Linked DNA regions of Homo sapiens: region 2 is linked to region 1. Evidence: read pairs that join two places in POLR2A ChIA-PET (ENCODE). Cell type or tissue: PC-9. All regions are shown on one strand. Links, peaks and the distances in the headings refer to the core of each region. The heading gives the core; the rest is flanking DNA. Region 1 has its middle 36 kb from the start of CCNA1. Region 2 has its middle 19 kb from the start of POSTN.

Region 1 (8,642 bases), core at 2,309-4,808:
CATAAGGTGAGGGTCAATATTTTTTCCATGTGGGTATCCAATTATTGCAGAACCATTTGTTGACATGCCTGTGCTTTTCCCATTGAATGTCTTGGTAGCTTCATGGAAAAACAATCGAACATAAATGTAAGGGTTGATTTCTGGACTCTCAGTTCCAATTCATTGATCTAGATGTTTATCCTTAAACCATGATTTTTCTTTTCTTTTTCTTTTTTTGAGACCGAGTCTCACTCTGTCACCCAGGCTGAAGTGCAGTGGCACAATCTCAGCCCACTGCAACCTCCCTCCTGGGTTCAAGCAATTCTCCTGCCTCAGCCTCCTGAATAGCTGGGATTACAGGTGCCTGCCACTGTGCCCAGCTAATTTTTATATTTTTAGTAGACATGGGGTTTCACCATGTTGGCCAGGCTGGCCTCGAACTCCTGACCTCAGGTGATCCACCTGCCTCAGCTTCCCAAAGTGCTGGGATTACAGGCGTGAATCACTGCACCCTGCCTTTACACCATAATTTTTAATTTAAGCTTTTTATTATTTTATTCTTTCTGCTTGCTTTTGCTTTAATTCGCTTTTATTTTCCTAGTTTTAGTTTAAGTAGAGGTTTAGGCTGTTGTATTTGAGATCTTTCACCTTTTGTGATATAGGTGTTTAAGGCTGTAAATTTACCTTTAAGCACAGCTTTAGCCAAATCGTATACATTTTGGAATTTAGTATTTTTGTTTTAATTCAGCCAAAATATTTTCTAATTTCCTTTGTGATTTCTTCTTTGACCCATGGATTATTTAGGAAATGTGTTTGTTATATAGATAAATTACATGTCATGGGGGTTTTGTGTACAAATTTTGTCACCCAGGTAATAAGCATAGTACACAATAGGTAGTTTTTTGATGCTCACCGTCCTCCACCCTCTACCCTCAAATAGGTCCCAGTGTCTATTGTTCCCTTCTTTGTGTCCATGTGTACTTAATGTATAGCTCACACATATAAGTGAGAACATGTGGTGTTTGTTTTTCTGTTCCTGTGTTGATTCACTTAGGATAATGGCCTCTAGCTCCATCCATGTTGTTGCAAAGGATATGATTTCATTCTTTTTTATGACTATTTAGTATTCCATGGTGTATTTGTACCCTTTTCTTTATCCAGTCTACTGCTGATGGCATCAAGGTTGATTCTGTGTCTTTGCTATTGTGAATAGTGCTGTGATAAACATATATGTGTGTGTGTATTTATGGTAGAATAATTTATATTCCTTTGGGTATATACCCAATAATAGAATTGCTGGGTAAAATGGTAGTTCTAAGTTCTTTGAGAAGTCACCAAACTGCTTTCCGCAGTGGCTGAACTAATTTACATTTCCACTAGCAGTGTATAAGCATTTCTTTTTCTCTGCAACCTCACTAGCATCTGTTATTTTTGGACTTTTTAATAATAGCCACTCTGACTGATGTAAGATGGTCTCATTGTGGTTTTGATTTGTATTTCTTTAATGATTATTAGTGATGTTGAACATTTTTTCATATGCTTGTTGGCCTCGTGTAAGTGTTCTTTTGAAAAGTGTCTGTTAATATCCTTTGCCCACTTTTAAATGGGGTTGTTTGCTTTTTGCTTGTTAATTTGTTTAAGTTCCTTATAGATTCTGGATATTAGACCTTTGTCAGGTGTGTTTGCAAATGTTTTCTCCCATTCTGCAGGCTGTCTGTTTACTCTATTGATAGCTTCTTTGGCTGTGCAGAAGCTCCTTAGTTTAATTAGGTCCCATTTATTGACTTTTGTTTTTATTGCAATTGCTTTTGGCATATTTGTCATGAAATCTTTGCCAGGGCCTATGTCTAGAATGATGTTTCTTATGGTTTTTTTTCAGAGTTTTTATAGTTTCAGATTTTACATTTAAGACTTTAATCCATCTTGAGTTGATTTTTGTATATGGTGTCAGAAAGGAGTCCAGTTTCAATCTTCTGCATATGGCTATCCAGATGATGTGTATGACAAGTACCTGGGGAGCTAGCTACTCTTTTTTTTTTTTTTTTTTTTTTGCTGTCTATGTAAGTAGTAAAATGAATCTGGAAGTGACTTGTGTCTACCAGCCAAATCAGTCAAGCCTTGGCATTGGCATTGGCCTTAGCTTGCTTTGCTGTTTGTATGTGACACACCTGTGTAAGGCCTTTTATGCAACAAGGGATACGTCAATAGCTAAGACCTCCCTGGTCCCTTCTAAGCATCCATGAGGTCTCTGCAGTGCAGAGCCTTCCAGGCCATCAGGGATATATGGAGACTTTTCAAGTCCTACTGTGGTTGTCTCATGCCCTTGATCTCTCTGTTAAATTTCTGGCTGCAAGCCTGCTGATCTGCTATTTGCCCCCACCAGGATGGCAACCTGAGGCTAGCTGCAACTAGGCCTTACTCACTGTTTTGCTTCCAAGCTCACTACAGTTTCCAACAATGCCCAAGGGCATGGGGATTTTCTGTGCTCTGCTTCACATAAAGTCAGCCCTCTTTGGCAAAGTATATTTTCACAGCCTGCCCTATCCTGGTAACGTTAAGGGCTGATGGAGCTGGGGTACAGGGCAGATGGGATGAGAGCAGCCCTGGGCTGAAATGCTATAGACTCTCACTGTTCAGCAGTTTTTCTTAAATAAATGATTCCCAATTTTTATGTGCTTTTGGTTAATTCCCAGTATCCTGAAATGGTTTTATTGAAAAATTTGTTCAGTTTTATTTGTTACCATTTGAGGAAGGTATTTGTTGAGCTCCTTATTTCTCCAGTCTGGAAGATTTACCTCTTTAATACCATTTATTTTGTCTGATAATTGTATCATACATATATTGTTGAATGTTGACATATGTATAATATGTAAAATATATACTTTTCTTTCTTTCTTTGTTTTTTTTTGTTTTTTGTTTTTTATTTGAGACGTTGTTTTGCTCTTGTTGCCCAGGCTGGAGTGCAATGGCACCATCTCGGCTCACTTCCACCTCCACCTCTCGGGTTCAAGCAATTCTCCTGCCTCAGCCTCCTGAGTAGCTGGGATTACAGGCATGCGCCACCACACCCACCTAATTTTGTATTCTTAGTAGAGATATGGTTTCTCCATTTTGGTCAGGCTGGTCTCGAACTCCTGACCTCTGCCTGCCAAACTGCTGGGATTACAGGTGTAAGCCACCGTGCCCAGGCCAAAAATATATACTTTTCAAAGTCAGAACTGATTTCCCTGTTTCTCTCAAAGCCTAAAATAGCATTTATTATGGTTTCTCAAATAATTTTCCATGGAAAACTCAGAATAATTTTGATAAACATTTCATAGAAAAAAATATGATTAAATGTGTTTCAGAAATAAAGTTAAGTAGATTTCTTTGCTGCAAGAATTAAGAGAACTTTGAAAGGCTTATATGTGATCTGAGTGTTTAAGAAAAGAGGTATGATACATTTCTTAACTATGGAATCTGCCTTTTCTTGTGAGAGTCTCAGGAGGCACCCTTAGGAAATAGGGTAGACAGTAAACATGTACTGGGTAATAACTCTATTGCCCTCTAGTGATAATTTGCTTGACTTCAGCCCTTAGTTGATTTCTTTGCAGAACTATTTTAATAGCCTTTTTTGCAGTTTCCTCTTCCTTCAGCTCTATTCAAGCCACGCTTCCTGGTGACTTTATTTACGTTCTTCAAATACAGATATGGTTATTTCTTCTCCACTCAAAGGATTTTTCTTTTCTTTTCTTTTCTTTTCTTTTTTTTTCTTGGAGACAGGGTCTTGTGCTGTCACCCAGGCTAGAGGGCAGTGGTACAATCATGGCTCACTGGAGCCTCCACCTCCTACGCTCAAGCAATCCTCTCACCTCAGCCTCCTGAGTAGCTGGGACAAGAGGCATGCACCACCATGCCGGGCTAACTTTTTATTTTTTGTAGAGACAGGGTTTTGCCGTGTTGCCCAGGCTGGTCTCAAACTCCTGAGCTCAAGTGATCCCTAACACCCCTCGGCCTCCCGAAGTGTTGGAATTACAGGCATGGGCTACTGTGCCCAGGCTCAAAACATTTTTATGGTCCCATCATAATAAAAGACTCAGTTATCTCAAGAAGGAAAATGACAAGTATTGCCTGAATAGCAGTTCTTTCCTAGCTGGATGGTCTCCCAAAGCTCTCATTAGTCATTACCAAGGATGGAGTGTCTATGCTTGATCTTAAAGAGAGAGGCTTGCACCTCTTTGCCCACAATGCCAGGACAAGCTGCACAGAGAGTGGAGTTCAATAAATGTCTGGAGTTGAGTGGAATTTTATGCCACTCATGATACCATCTCTGACTTCCCTACAACCAGGCCCTGTCCCATGAGGGAGAAAAGGTATCAGGAGCAAGTGAGAAATCACTGGGGTTATAAGATGTTATGGGAGCAGGAAAAATCCTCTACCTTCTACTTAAACCTTAACATGATCATATGTCCTAGAATAATGCGATTGCATTTCACCATTGCAATATGTCAATAGTTGTAAAATCAGCAGCAGTTGATCCAGTTTGGAAATATGAGGGTGGATGTAACACAGTGGAATAAAGAGACACGTAGGTAAGGCAGAGGGTGTTGAAAATGGTGTGTGGGTTGGGAAAGGAATTAAAGGACAGTGAAGTACTGACCAACTACGCAGCTGGTATTTGCTAGTTAATACTAAAGCTGTGAAATAAGAAAGAAAGAAATGTGATAGCATCTTGGCGATTCTTCTGGGATGAAAAACTTTTTAATACAATTTTTTGTTTTAAGCATTGGTATTTACAGAATATCATGCTCATTAACAACTTTAAAAAGTGACAAGATTAATGTACCATCTGAAGCTGATAATTAACTGGTATCGTAAAGGTCTTGTAATATAGCTAAGGAGAATTGTTGAGATTTAGCCATTGAAATGTAATTACACACAAAGGTTGCAGCTTCTTTGGGGAGGTTGACTGATGGGGTTTGAAATGCCTTGAATTATTTTAAAAATCTACTTTTTGATACAAAGTGACAAATTTGAGGATATTTAAAAGTAAATGTTAAAATTTTTGAAATAGGGGCCAATGGAAATTTTAAAACTGCTTCATGAACATTTTATTAAAATATGCAGGAGGCTACTATACAGTATCCCCGACCATGAATAATAAACAGAAATTGTCAAGATGACTATGGTTCTGACTTATTTTAAAGCCATCAGATGTAAAGCCCGTAGATCCAAAATATGCACCTGTAAAATTCTCCCAGTGAGTTATAAAATGTAGCCTTTGATTGGTTGGGTAAAAGGCAATTAACTATTCAACCAAGCAAAATTTGAATACAGTGCTTCAGGAATAGAACTTCAGAGACCTACCACTGAATGCTTTTCTTCATGCTACAGAGTTGGATATAGCCTGGTGGCTCTCATAGTAAGATGGCTTATTCTTAGGACATTTAGATAATAACACCAGTGCCAAGGAGAAACTTGCTGGCAGGTAAGCATCATCTTGGATGAAATCACAAGGTGAGATTTGGTTCTCAGCTTTGTTAGACTCAGGAAAATAAATGTTTCAAGTTCATTTGAAGTTAATGAAATCCTGAAGGGGAGGCCAGGCTCACACATGTAATCCTAGCACTTTGGGAGGCCAAGGCAGGAGGATCGCCTGAACCCAGGAGTTCGAGACCAGCCTGGGCAACATAGCTAGACCATCTCTTCAAAAAAAAAAATTAGCATCGTGAGTGGCATGAAATTAGCATGTGGTGTCATGTGCCTGTAGTCCCAGCTACTCAGGAGGCTGAGGCCAGAGGATGGTTTGAGCCCAAGACCTCGAGGCTACAGTGAGCAGCCTGGGGTGATAGTGCAAGATCCCATTCATCTCCAAAAAAAAAGAAAGAAAGAAAAGAAAGAAAGAAAGAAAGAAAGAAAGAAAGAAAGAAAGAAAGAAAGAAAGAAAGAAAGAGAAAGAAAGGAGGGAGGGAGGGAGGGAGGGAGGGAGGGAGGAAGGAAGGAAGGAAGGAAGGAAGGAAGGAAGGAAAGAAAGAAGGGAGGGAGGGAGGGAGGGAGGGAGGGAGGAAGGGAGGAAGGAAGGAAGGAAGGAAAGAAAGAAAGAAAGAAAGAAAGAAAGAAAGAAAGAAAGAAAGAAAGAAAGAAAGAAAGAAAGAAAGAAATCAATCCTGGGGAGTCAATTTATTCAAACCAAAAGGGAGACTAATTCATAAACCTGAAGACCAAGTTTTTAATTTATAATGGGAGCACTGACAGGATAATGTGAGACCTACCATTTGTCATTTGCTCAGGGCATGCTTTCCTGGAATCCTCCCAGAAGACTGAATCAGAGGCTGAGCATAGAGGTAGAATAAAGGGAGTAAGATGCTGATCAGTGACTAATGTTCTTCACAACTCTGGAAACACAAATTCAAATACTGAATCCTCTTCATTAACCTGTTGTTTTCTTAGATAGTTGAAGGACCTATTTGGTCTCCTTGATATATCCATTAAATTTCTTTATTAAGATTGTTTGATTAAAAAAAGTGTTTATTTTGAGATTGGTTGATCTCATCAGAATTTTGGGAATTTTCTACATTTTCGATGTTATATGGTCAGATTTTTTGGCCTTATCCCCCAAATCTGAGATGCTTTCTTGTATGATTCAATATCTTTGCTATATATCTAGTTTTCAATTGCCAATCCAGTCTCACGTTTCACTGACCACAATAATGGCAGGTGATAAAAAAGTCAAATCTAATGATGTAACTTCCCAGCTTAAAAACCTTCCAGTGATTTCCTGTCCATGTACTACAGCCTAAACTTTTTAGCACAGAAAACCAAATGTCTCATGAGTTGACCCTTGTCTTCTCTCCAGCCATCTCTTTAGCTGTGGCCCCAGTTCCTCTGTTCTCATGCTAAGGCCATGTGAAACTTTCTTGAGATTCCTCTCACATCACATGATTTCACACTCAGCCTCCAGACGCACATGCATCCTTCTGCCTGGAATGCCCTTGATTTTCCTTGCAGGCCTTGAAGTACCTTTTCTATTGAAGTCTTTTTCAATATCATCATCCCACAAATAAGTGAGAACATGAGACATTTGTCTTTTCGTGCCTGACTTATTTCACTTACCATAATGATCTCCAGTTCCATCCACATTGTTGCAAATGCAGAATCTCATTCTTCTCTTTATAGCTGAATAGTACTCAGCTATAAAGAATATATATACCATATTTTCTTTATCCGTTCGTCTGTTGATGAACACTTAGGTTGCTTCCAAGTCTTGGCTATTGTGAACAGTGCTGGAACAAATGTGGGAATGGAGGTATGTCTTCAATATACTGATTTCCTTTCTTTTGAGTGTATACCCAGCAGTGGAATTGCTGGGTAATATGGTAGCTCAATTTTTAGTTCTTTTGCAGAACCTCCAAACTGTTCTCCATAGTAGTTGTACTAATTTACATTACCACCAACAGTGGTCAAGGGTTCCCTTTTTTCCACATCCTCACCAGCATTTGTTATCGCCTGTCTTTTGGATATAAGCCATTTTAACTGGGGTGAGAAGATATCTCATTGTAGTTTTGATTTGCATTTCTCTGATGAGCAATGAGGTTGAGCACCTTTTCATATGCCTGTTTGCCATTTGTATGTCTCCTTTTGAGAAATGTCTATTCAAATCTTTTGCCCATTTTTTGATCAGATTATTAGATTTTTTTTTCCTACAGAGTTGTTTGAGCTCCTTATGTGTTCTGGTTTTTAATCCCTTGTTAGATGGTAGTTTGCAGATATTTTCTTCCATTCTGTGGGTTGCCTCTTCACTTCATTGATTGTATCCTTTGCTGTGCAGAAGCTTTTTCACTTGATGTGATTCCATTTGTCCAGTTTTGCTTTGTTTTTTGTTTGTTTGTTTGTTTTTTGTCTGTGCCAGTTGGGTATTGCTCAAGAAAGCTTTACAAATGTCCTGGAGATTTTCCTCAATGTGCTCTTGTACTAGTTTTCTAGTTTGAGGGGTCTTATATTTAAGTCTTTAATCCATTTTGATTTGATTTTTGTATATGGCCAGAGATAGTGGTCTAGTTTCACTCTTCTGCATGTGGGTATCCAGTTTTCCCAGTACCATTTATTGAAGAGACCGTCTTTTTCCCCAGTATATGTTCTTGACACCTTTGTCAAAAATTACTTCACTGTAGGTGTGTGGATTTGTTTCCAGGTTCTCTATTCTGTTTAATTGGTCCATGTATCTGTTTTTATGCCAGTACCATACTGTTTTGGTTACTATAGCTCTGTGGTATAACTTGAAGTCAGGTAATGTGATTCCTCTAGTTTTTTTTTTTTTTTTTTTGGCTTAGGATAGCTTTGGCTATTATGGGTCTTTGGGGGCTCCATATACATTTTGGGATTGTTCTTTCTATCTCTGTAAAGAATGTCATTGGTATTTTGATAGGGATTGCATTGAATCTGTAGATTGCTTTGGGTAGTATGGACTTTTTACCAATATTGATTCTTACAATCCATAAACCTGGAATATTTTTATATTTTTTGGTGTCCTCTTCAATTTCTTTCATCAGTGTTTTACAGTTTTCATTATTGAGATCTTTCATCCCTTCATTAAGTTTATTCTTAGGTATTTAATTTTATGTGTAGCTACTGTAAATGAGATTACTTTTCAATTTCTTTTTCACATGGTTCACTGTTAGCATACA
Region 2 (8,642 bases), core at 3,319-5,818, 1.2 Mb after region 1:
TTGTTTTTTGATTGTTTATGTTTGGCTGCCAGAAGACACAGAAAGTTGCTACCGACAAAAGTAAAGAGCATCTTACAGAGTTTCAGTTCTGCTGATATGTCCTGAAAAAGCAACTATGGCTTTGTACCCTTATTACCATGTACAAATGCACTGTCCAAAAAGGAGTTTTGGATTCTTTTGCATAGTGACTTCAAGGGTAAACCTTTACATAACTTCATTATGAGGTTGCGCGAAATTATAGCTTAGGGTTTCTGCTTATAGTCTTTGCACATCTTATCTATATGCTACTGGGGCTTATAGAGAGAAAAGTAATCCTATGACTATGTCAAGATCAGTGTTGCTATTCCTGTTGGGGATCATGTTACCATAGTAATATATTCCCTGAGGCTTAGAAAAGACTTATTTTGCTTAAGTGCTATTTTTATTTTATTCAAAATGAAGTAGAGATAAAATCATAAAAAGGTTTTTCTGTTGCCCTTAGATTTAATGCCGATTTCAAGCAGAAGGATAAAGAGTAATCAATGCATATCTGTTTAGCAACTTTCTTTTATCTATGTGCTGGCTTCTCAGGCCAGCGTTATGATGTGAATGATGAGGAGAATGGAAATTAGTTTCTGTGTTTATTTTATTTTCCCTTTTGATTTGTGGTTTTTCTGCAAAGGAGGAGGATCAACTCCACTCCTCAAAATTTGGAATGAATTTCAAGACTGATGATGCCAGGCATATGTAAAGAAAGTCTAGAGATTTACTACTCTCTTAATAACGCCTTCTCTAGAGAGCAGGATGGGCTCCCAGGAAGGTTCAAATGTGGCTTGACAGATCAGGAGGAGAGGGACTGACTTAGGCTTTTATAGGAGTTAAAGTCCTTGGTCTAGGTGAGGGGTCTTGCACAAGAGTGTGGGTTTGCTTGGTTTGAGCTTCCCACCAGTGCTGAAAAAGGGAGTGTGTGTGGGCTTTCCTAATGGCTTGTCTAGATGTGAGGTGAGAGAGGAAAAGGAGTGGGGCTTGAAAGCTGTTAGAGGTCAGATATCGAAAATAGACCACTCACCATTTTTTAATAACACCTTTATTATCGAAGCAGATTGTAAAGACATGAGTGAAATTTTTGTATACAAATATACATACAAATATGTACAGGTGTGTTTATGTATACATGTGAATTCAGATATCAATAAAATAAAATGACAACTTTTACTCGCTAGAGGTCCCATGCATCATTGGAATGGTTACTATGGAGCTGTCCTGGGATACTCTTCTATAGCAATAGTGAAGACAGGTGAGGAATAACCTAATTTTGAGCAGCACGTCCTCCTTTCCTACTCTTTTTCCTGCCCCTCCTTCCTTTTTCTTAGTGGAATTTGTGGATGGGAGGTAATGATATTCTTTAGTTCATGGAATATTATCAGTATAGAAAAGTTAAGCCTCCTCACTTGTTCTATTTCATTATTATTTTCTTTTTTCTATAAAACTCACTGCACAAGGCGTTTCTCTTCTTCCTATAGAAACTCAGTTGATTGTAAATACATGTGTGTGGTAGAAAAAAATGTATTTTTCTGTGTGCATATTATGAGTTTACACAAATAATATTTTGCTATAGATAATGCATATTTTACTCAATATTACACATTAAAATTTATCCATGTAGCTATATGCAGATTGTTTAATATGTCAGACTGCTGCATAACATCCAAATATATGCTTTCGGAACATTGTAGATATCCGATCCCTTAGTGATAGATGGCTAGAAATCTGTTCTGTATCCTGTGCTCTTTCTATAATGTCCTGAACTACCATTATGTCCCCAATCCTCCACTTAAAAGTAAACGCATTTTTTTCTCCAAGGATCGTGTGTGTGTGTGTGTGTGTGTGCATGCACTACATTCTAGCATCCTTCAACCTCTCTCTTGCTTATGTGGCATCTGTAAGTTGAGTTTAGGTAAGAGAGCCACTAGCCCAGGTTTGTTTATTATAGTTTTTTGTATCTCAACGCACTGTGAAACACTTAATTTCATTTCATTAACTACATTTTATTGATAAGGCAACTAAACTCTTGGTGAAAGTAAGTTACAGCAAATCCTATGTGATGAATTGTGAAGTAAAACTAAACTCTTAGGACCTCTTACAGTGCATTACCTTAGTCAAAATAAGTCTTTAACAACTGAATTGTGACAAATTCAGCTCAATTTTTTATTACAGTCACTAGTGCTTAGTAGCACCCTGAAGAAGTTCTACGAAGAGACTGAATACTATAAATTATTATTACAAATTCACTTTCAAACTCTCTGAACTTGACTTGGCATGAATGCCGTGCCTATTATACCACTACATAGTCTATACACATGGTTTAAATACAGCTAAAAGGTGTTGCCCTACCACAGGATGACATCATGTTCTGAAGAATGCCAATTAAATCTCATGTAGTATGATAGGCCTATAGAGGATTCTCTAAAATATAGCATTTAATCAGTAGTAGATGCCATTCAGTAGCACAATTCCTCAAGGCTGGTGCTGTGATATAACTTGTGATGCTGGCTTAGGAATCCAGAAGTTTAGATTCCTGTGTTGCTTTTATCTCTAACTTGCGATGCAGCCTTTTAAATATAGTTTTACTTCACTGAACCTCATTTGAAATTAGACTGCTAGAATAGATTATTTTAAAGATGCCCTCCAACTTGAAATTCTATGTTTATAACACACTGTTAATTTAAATAAAATAACAACTCTCAAATATTCCTCTGAATAAGGAATGTAAAAAATTGTTTATATCTTCATTCATGATGGTACAAGATGAAAGTACCAATGGTTATTTTTGGATAAATATTTTTATAAATGATTATGCCTTTTAGATGTATACCAATTAAAATATTATGACTGCATAATAATATATTAAGTAAGATAATCAATTATGATGACAGCATTTTTAGAGATGATAAATTCTAAAATTTATCACTATTACTTCTCTCTGGGTTAAAGAAACAATTTCTGATGCAGGGAACAAGTTTTATGATAACAGAAAACAAACAGAAAGTTACTAGCTAAGCAGTTTCACAGAAGTCTCCATATGGGAGGAACAAACAAGATTGATATTGACTTAGCATCTATTAGGTGAGATTCATTGAACTAGTTGTAAGAGTGAAAGTGGCCTGTCTCCACTGAAGCTGCAGTGGAAGAAGAATCATCTAATCATTTATACATTTCTGAGATTCCTTTCAATAGGGGCATTCTCAAATGTAAACCCTGGGTTCTCATGAACAATCATGGACAGAAGAGGGCAGAACTGAAAAACTCAAAGCATGAAATATGTAGAAGAAAAATGGCAAAGAGTTTGTTTTTAATAGCATACAGTATGTGATCTTCTTCTATAACATTCAAGCATTTGTTATTGAAACAAAGAATTTGTGTCTCCGCATAGTTCTACTGGCTCTGTGATGTTGGCAACTTTTTAACCATTGTGAAAATCAGTTTCATCATCTTTATGATGGGAATAATAACATATTATTTAGAAAGTATTAGAGTCAGTATTTGTAAAAAATCTACAGTACCTGAATAATATTTTGTAGCTTTTCTTATATTTAGTGTTAATGTCTGCTATAGGGAATTAATAAACAGGGAGAGTAGAAACTCTTAAGTGCATTAGAGTATGTTTATACTATCAGCTGAGTTTGTTGTTGATGTGGTTAGGCTTTGTATCCCCACTCAAATCTCATCATAAATTATAATCCTCATAATCCTTATAATCCCCATGTGTCAAAGGAGAGACCAGGTGGAAGTAATTGGACCATTGGGGGCATTTTCCCCCATGCTGTTCTCCTGATAGTGACTGAGTTCTCAGGAGATCTGATGGTTTTATAAAGTGCTGTTCCCCTTTTGCTCAGCACTTCTCCTACCTGCCACCTTGTAAAGAAGGTGCCTTGGTTCTGCTTTGTCTTCTGCCATGATTGTAAGTTTCCTGAGGTCTCCCAGCCATGCTGAACTGTCAGTCAATTAAACCTCTTCCCTTTATAAATTTCCTAGTCTCAGGCAGTTCTTTACAGTAGTGTGAAAATGGACTAATATAGTTGCCAACGTAGAAATTTCCCCCATTGGGAAAAAATACCTTAGATAGTTGCCTCTGGATTTGGAACCAGACTGTGGTTACTTCCTGCCTATGACATAGTCTCACACGCACCAGTGCACAAACTCACACATAGCTATGTTTTCAAAGGTCAAAATCAGTTTGAAGTTATCCTTCTGCCACTCTGTTCCTGATTGAAACTCATAATTCTTCCTCCTATACTCATGAGTAAAGGGCTTGGAACTTGCATTCCTCACATTTTTTCAAGTCTCCTGGTCTCTTCTGTAGAGCAATTCCTTCACAGATGTCATCTGCTTCTTAACAGAGGGTGAGAGGTTGGAAATAAATAGATTGCTGTTGCAATAGCTTATGCTAGAAGAGTTAAAACTGTGTCAATTGCCATTATTTTTCTACTTGAGTCAAGTCAAAAGAGCATTCTGATACGAGGAAAAAGCCAGCATTGCTCCTGAGAACTAGTGACCCACGTGGGTGAGAGGATAACAGCAGAGAGTAGTGTCCCTATTTGTTCTCTTTTTACCAGCCAATAGCCAATTCTGTTCAACAGCTAAAATCACCCATCCCAGGATGTTGCAAGATACAATATTCATCTTATTTTAGAGGCAGGCAAAGGACTGTGTATCAAAAATTTCATAGCAAATCTTAAAAATGTGGTACTTGGAAAAACAACATTTATGTTTGCTCTCAGCTAAACTGTATGCAACTAACCTTTGTAAAACATCACATTATGACAATAGAATCTGCTTTGACTCTATATTGCTGTAATTGCTTCTTTTTTCCCTGCACGCAAAGCTAATTTTGGCTTCCATAGTTTTTGACTTTTTACTTGATGCAATTATATACATCACTGACCCAATAATCAAATGATAGAAACCTTTATCAGAGTCTACAATGATTATTGTTGGTGGGGACATGAATCAATGGAATACAGCACAGATAAGAAAGACAGACAGACAGATGTGAAAAATTAGGGTAGGCACAGCTGGTTAAGACTGTTCTGCCTTTATCAGCTGAAAACACAAGATTCAAAAACATCTTTAATAAAAAATGCACATACTGTCACATCATATTCCAGTTTTATTTCGTAGATAACTACCTAAGCTAATTTCAGGATGGATTTCTTTAGACTTTTATGGTGTCTGTACACGTAGATGCTCTGTAAAGGCAGAAAGCAATAAAAGAAAAATCTTTTTTGTTTGTTTTTATAAACAAACAATGGTTCTCTGACAGGTTCTCTAATGTGAGAGGAAACAATTAATTATGATAGTAATTGTATGTTTAAGAGACAATAGCTTAGTATTTCTAATTTCCTCGTAATTTTATTTTTAGTATAATATAATAGGTAAGTGCAAACAATGTAACTCCAGCTAGCTGAAACATGAGGATCTGTAAAAAAGAAAGAACACCGTATCTCTCAATTTACCATGACTGAAAGAACCAGCCCAAATAGATTGTTCAGAAAGTCAGCTTGCATTATAAATGAAGCTCAGTGTATTCTGCCTTTCTTTTCTCTCTTACTGTCAAAGACTATGATATAACCAAAACAACATGAGCTTCAGAATTTAAAATATCCAAGTTCAAATGCCAGCTCCACTAGCTTTTAGCTGTGAGTCACTTGCAGAAATTACGTAAACTCTCTTTTAAGTGAAATGGGAATGAAGTTTATCAGATTGAATTCTTATGAAAATTATGCTGAGGTAAAGTGTTTATTCTAAGAGGAGTTAATTTTTCTTCTGTCTTCATCCTCCTACCCCCCATTACCTTTTGACTTTTATCTTCTTTTCCTCCTTCCTTTTGAAGTGAGATACTTAATGTTAAAATCTATCACATTCCACAAACATGTCATTTGACTTTGGGTATAATACTAACTTTTCTCAATCTTTTTTCTTCACTGAGAAAACTGTGAAACTGTAAACTATTAATAAACTTTATGAGTTACATTAAATAAAATATGTCTGAAAATCTCTCAAATGAATGTTCAAAAAAGTACTTCTTTGTTAAATTTTCTATGAAATTTATAATTTTAGGTAACCACTGAGTTTATAGACATTTTATTATTCCTATTTCTTTGACTTGATAGAGGAAATCAGAATGGCAGGTGAAATGGTAGTATGAGAAAAATTTCAAAAACTTTATTCAAAAATATTTGTTAGGTATACACTAAAACCCCAGGACTTTTATAGACACTGCAAATATAATCATAAACAAGATGGGTAAATCTCCTGCCCTTCTAGAGAATATTTCAGAGAGAGAGGCAGAAAATACACAGAGAAGCAACACATAAGTTTCTGGTTAAGAAAAATGTTAGATAGTCTGATGATTTTTAAATACTGTCATAAAAATTGAGAGCTGGAAATTACCTTTAACAACCTTGTAGGCCGGGCGCGGTGGCTCACGCCTGTAATCCCAGCACTTTGGGAGGCCGAGGCGGGCGGATCACGAGGTCAGGAGATCGAGACCATCCCGGCTAAAATGGTGAAACCCCGTCTCTACTAAAAATACAAAAAATTAGCCGGGCTTAGTGGCGGGCGCCTGTAGTCCCAGCTACTTGGGAGGCTGAGGCAGGAGAATGGCGTGAACCCGGGAGGCGGAGCTTGCAGTGAGCCGAGATCCCGCCACTGCACTCCAGCCTGGGTGACAGAGCGAGACTCCGTCTCAAAAAAAAAAAAAAAAAAAAAAAAAAAAAAAAAAAAACAACCTTGTATAAAAATTACAGTGGATTCCTTATCTTCTCCTGAATAAACTTTTGTCATACTTTAGCAAATCTCGATTTTTTCTTTCTTAGTTTTAAGCAATAATTCTCAAGCTACTGTTGATTTCACTTACTGTTTTTATTCAACAAATGAATAAATCTATCGCTACTTAGGACTCCTGGTTAGAATCATAATCTCTAATTAAAAACCCATCACATGCCATCTCACCTGGGTTAAGATTCCCTCGGAAACACAATCAAAATTGAGATTGATTTTTCCCAGACAGAAAAGTAATAAAAATAATGTTTCCACTTTCTCCCCAAGTGCACCAAGAATGTGACAAACCAAGTATTTTGGTAAACCTTGAAACACACCAGACTACTCTGTTTTATATCTTTGTTATATGGTTAATTACCCTTAATGTTATTTTTCCAGTCATCTATTTTTCCTGTGATTTCTTTCTTTCTTTTTTTTTTTTTTTCTGAGACGGAATCTCGCTCTGTCCCAGGCTAGAGTGCGATTGCGTGATCTTGGCTCACTTCAACCTCTGCTTCCCGAGTTCAAGCTATTCTCATGTCTTAGCCTCCCAGACAGCTGGGATTACAGGCACCCACCACCATGCCTGGCTAATTTTTATATTTTTAGTAGAGACAGGGTTTTACCATGGTTGGCCAGGCTGGTCCTGAACTCTTGACCTCATGATCTGCCCACCTCAGTCTCCCAAAGTGCTGGGATTATAGGCATGAGGCACCGTGCCGGCCCTCTCCTATGATTTCTTTTCAAAATCTTTCCATTTTAAATTCTGGAACAACTATTTATTTGCTTATTTCATGGTAAAAACTATTAGTTTTAAATAATCACCTTCTACTTTGAAAATAATTTTGAACAGTTTTCCATACCTGAAACCTTGGTTCTCTCCTGAGAAAACCACCTCCCCATGTAGCCCTGACTTGTGGTTGTGGTTTATTGTCCAGATTCCACGTATCTGGAGAGCAGGAAGATGGAAGCTGAATCTTTTTATATTTTCAATATGCCTTTCACCGTATTGCTCTTCTACCCTGTAAATCTAATGTTAACTTACTCTAATCTATGTTGTTCTTCTTTATTTCTGCTGTTCCCCAAGAAATTCTATCTTTATATTATTTGACCTCTTGAAGCTCTGTCAATGTAAGCTACTTTCTCTTGAGAGAGTTTTCTTTCTTGCATTTCAATATTTTCTACTATCTCACTGGCTACAGTTACCTAGATTGTTTGGTTATTTCCTTTCACATTGTTTATTCCTTGAACTACACATCCACCCAGGCTACAGACCTGAGTATTCTACTTGACTTCTCCATTTTTCTTAGCTAACCATCAGCTTGAGTTGGTCTTTCAAATCAAGCACTAGGATATACATAAGTTTAATTGGCACATGTAAACTTCAGAATTGTATATAAGCTTACTTGATATTATTTGTGATCCTCTTAATTTTGTGTGTGTTTAGTAACTACTTGAACTGACAGTCCTCTCCAAAGACTCATGTTGAAACTTAATCCCACGTGTGGCAGTATTTAGGGATGGGGCCCTTAAGAGGTGATTGGATCATGAGGACTTTGCCCTCATGAATGGGTTAATCCATTTATGAATCAATAGGTTAATGGGTTATCATGGGAATGAAACTGGTGGCTACATAAGAAGGGGGAGAGCAACCTGAGCTAGCACACACAGCCCTCTCACCATGTGATACCTTGCGCTGTCTCAGAATCCCCACCAGCAAAAAGGCTCTCGCCAGATGCAACCCCTTGACCTTGGACTTCTCAGCTTCCATAATTGTAAGAAATAAATTCATTTTACTTATAAATTACACAGTTTCAGGTATTCTACTATAAGTAGCATAA

Evidence for each region. ChIA-PET counts read pairs that join two places held together with the same protein. Peaks named below come from ENCODE experiments on the same cell type or tissue, not always from the same donor. Only the 100,000 strongest peaks of a DNase experiment are listed, where the experiment ranks them.
Region 2: POLR2A ChIA-PET joins it to region 1 with 6 read pairs; 2 of 35 experiments call an interaction of 5 or more read pairs at or near these places.

The regions. Positions count from the first base shown.
Region 1 is chr13:36,391,958-36,400,599 of GRCh38, forward strand. No RefSeq gene overlaps it. Among named protein-coding and RNA genes, the nearest start is that of CCNA1, 36 kb to the right of the region's middle. In PC-9, for the core only: CTCF peaks have their summits at 3,518 (motif pointing left) and 3,731; a DNase peak (open chromatin) is centred at 3,504.
Region 2 is chr13:37,613,099-37,621,740 of GRCh38, forward strand. No RefSeq gene overlaps it. Among named protein-coding and RNA genes, the nearest start is that of POSTN, 19 kb to the left of the region's middle. In PC-9, for the core only: no CTCF peak of the experiment used is centred there; a DNase peak (open chromatin) is centred at 4,293; H3K27ac peaks cover 1,957 bases.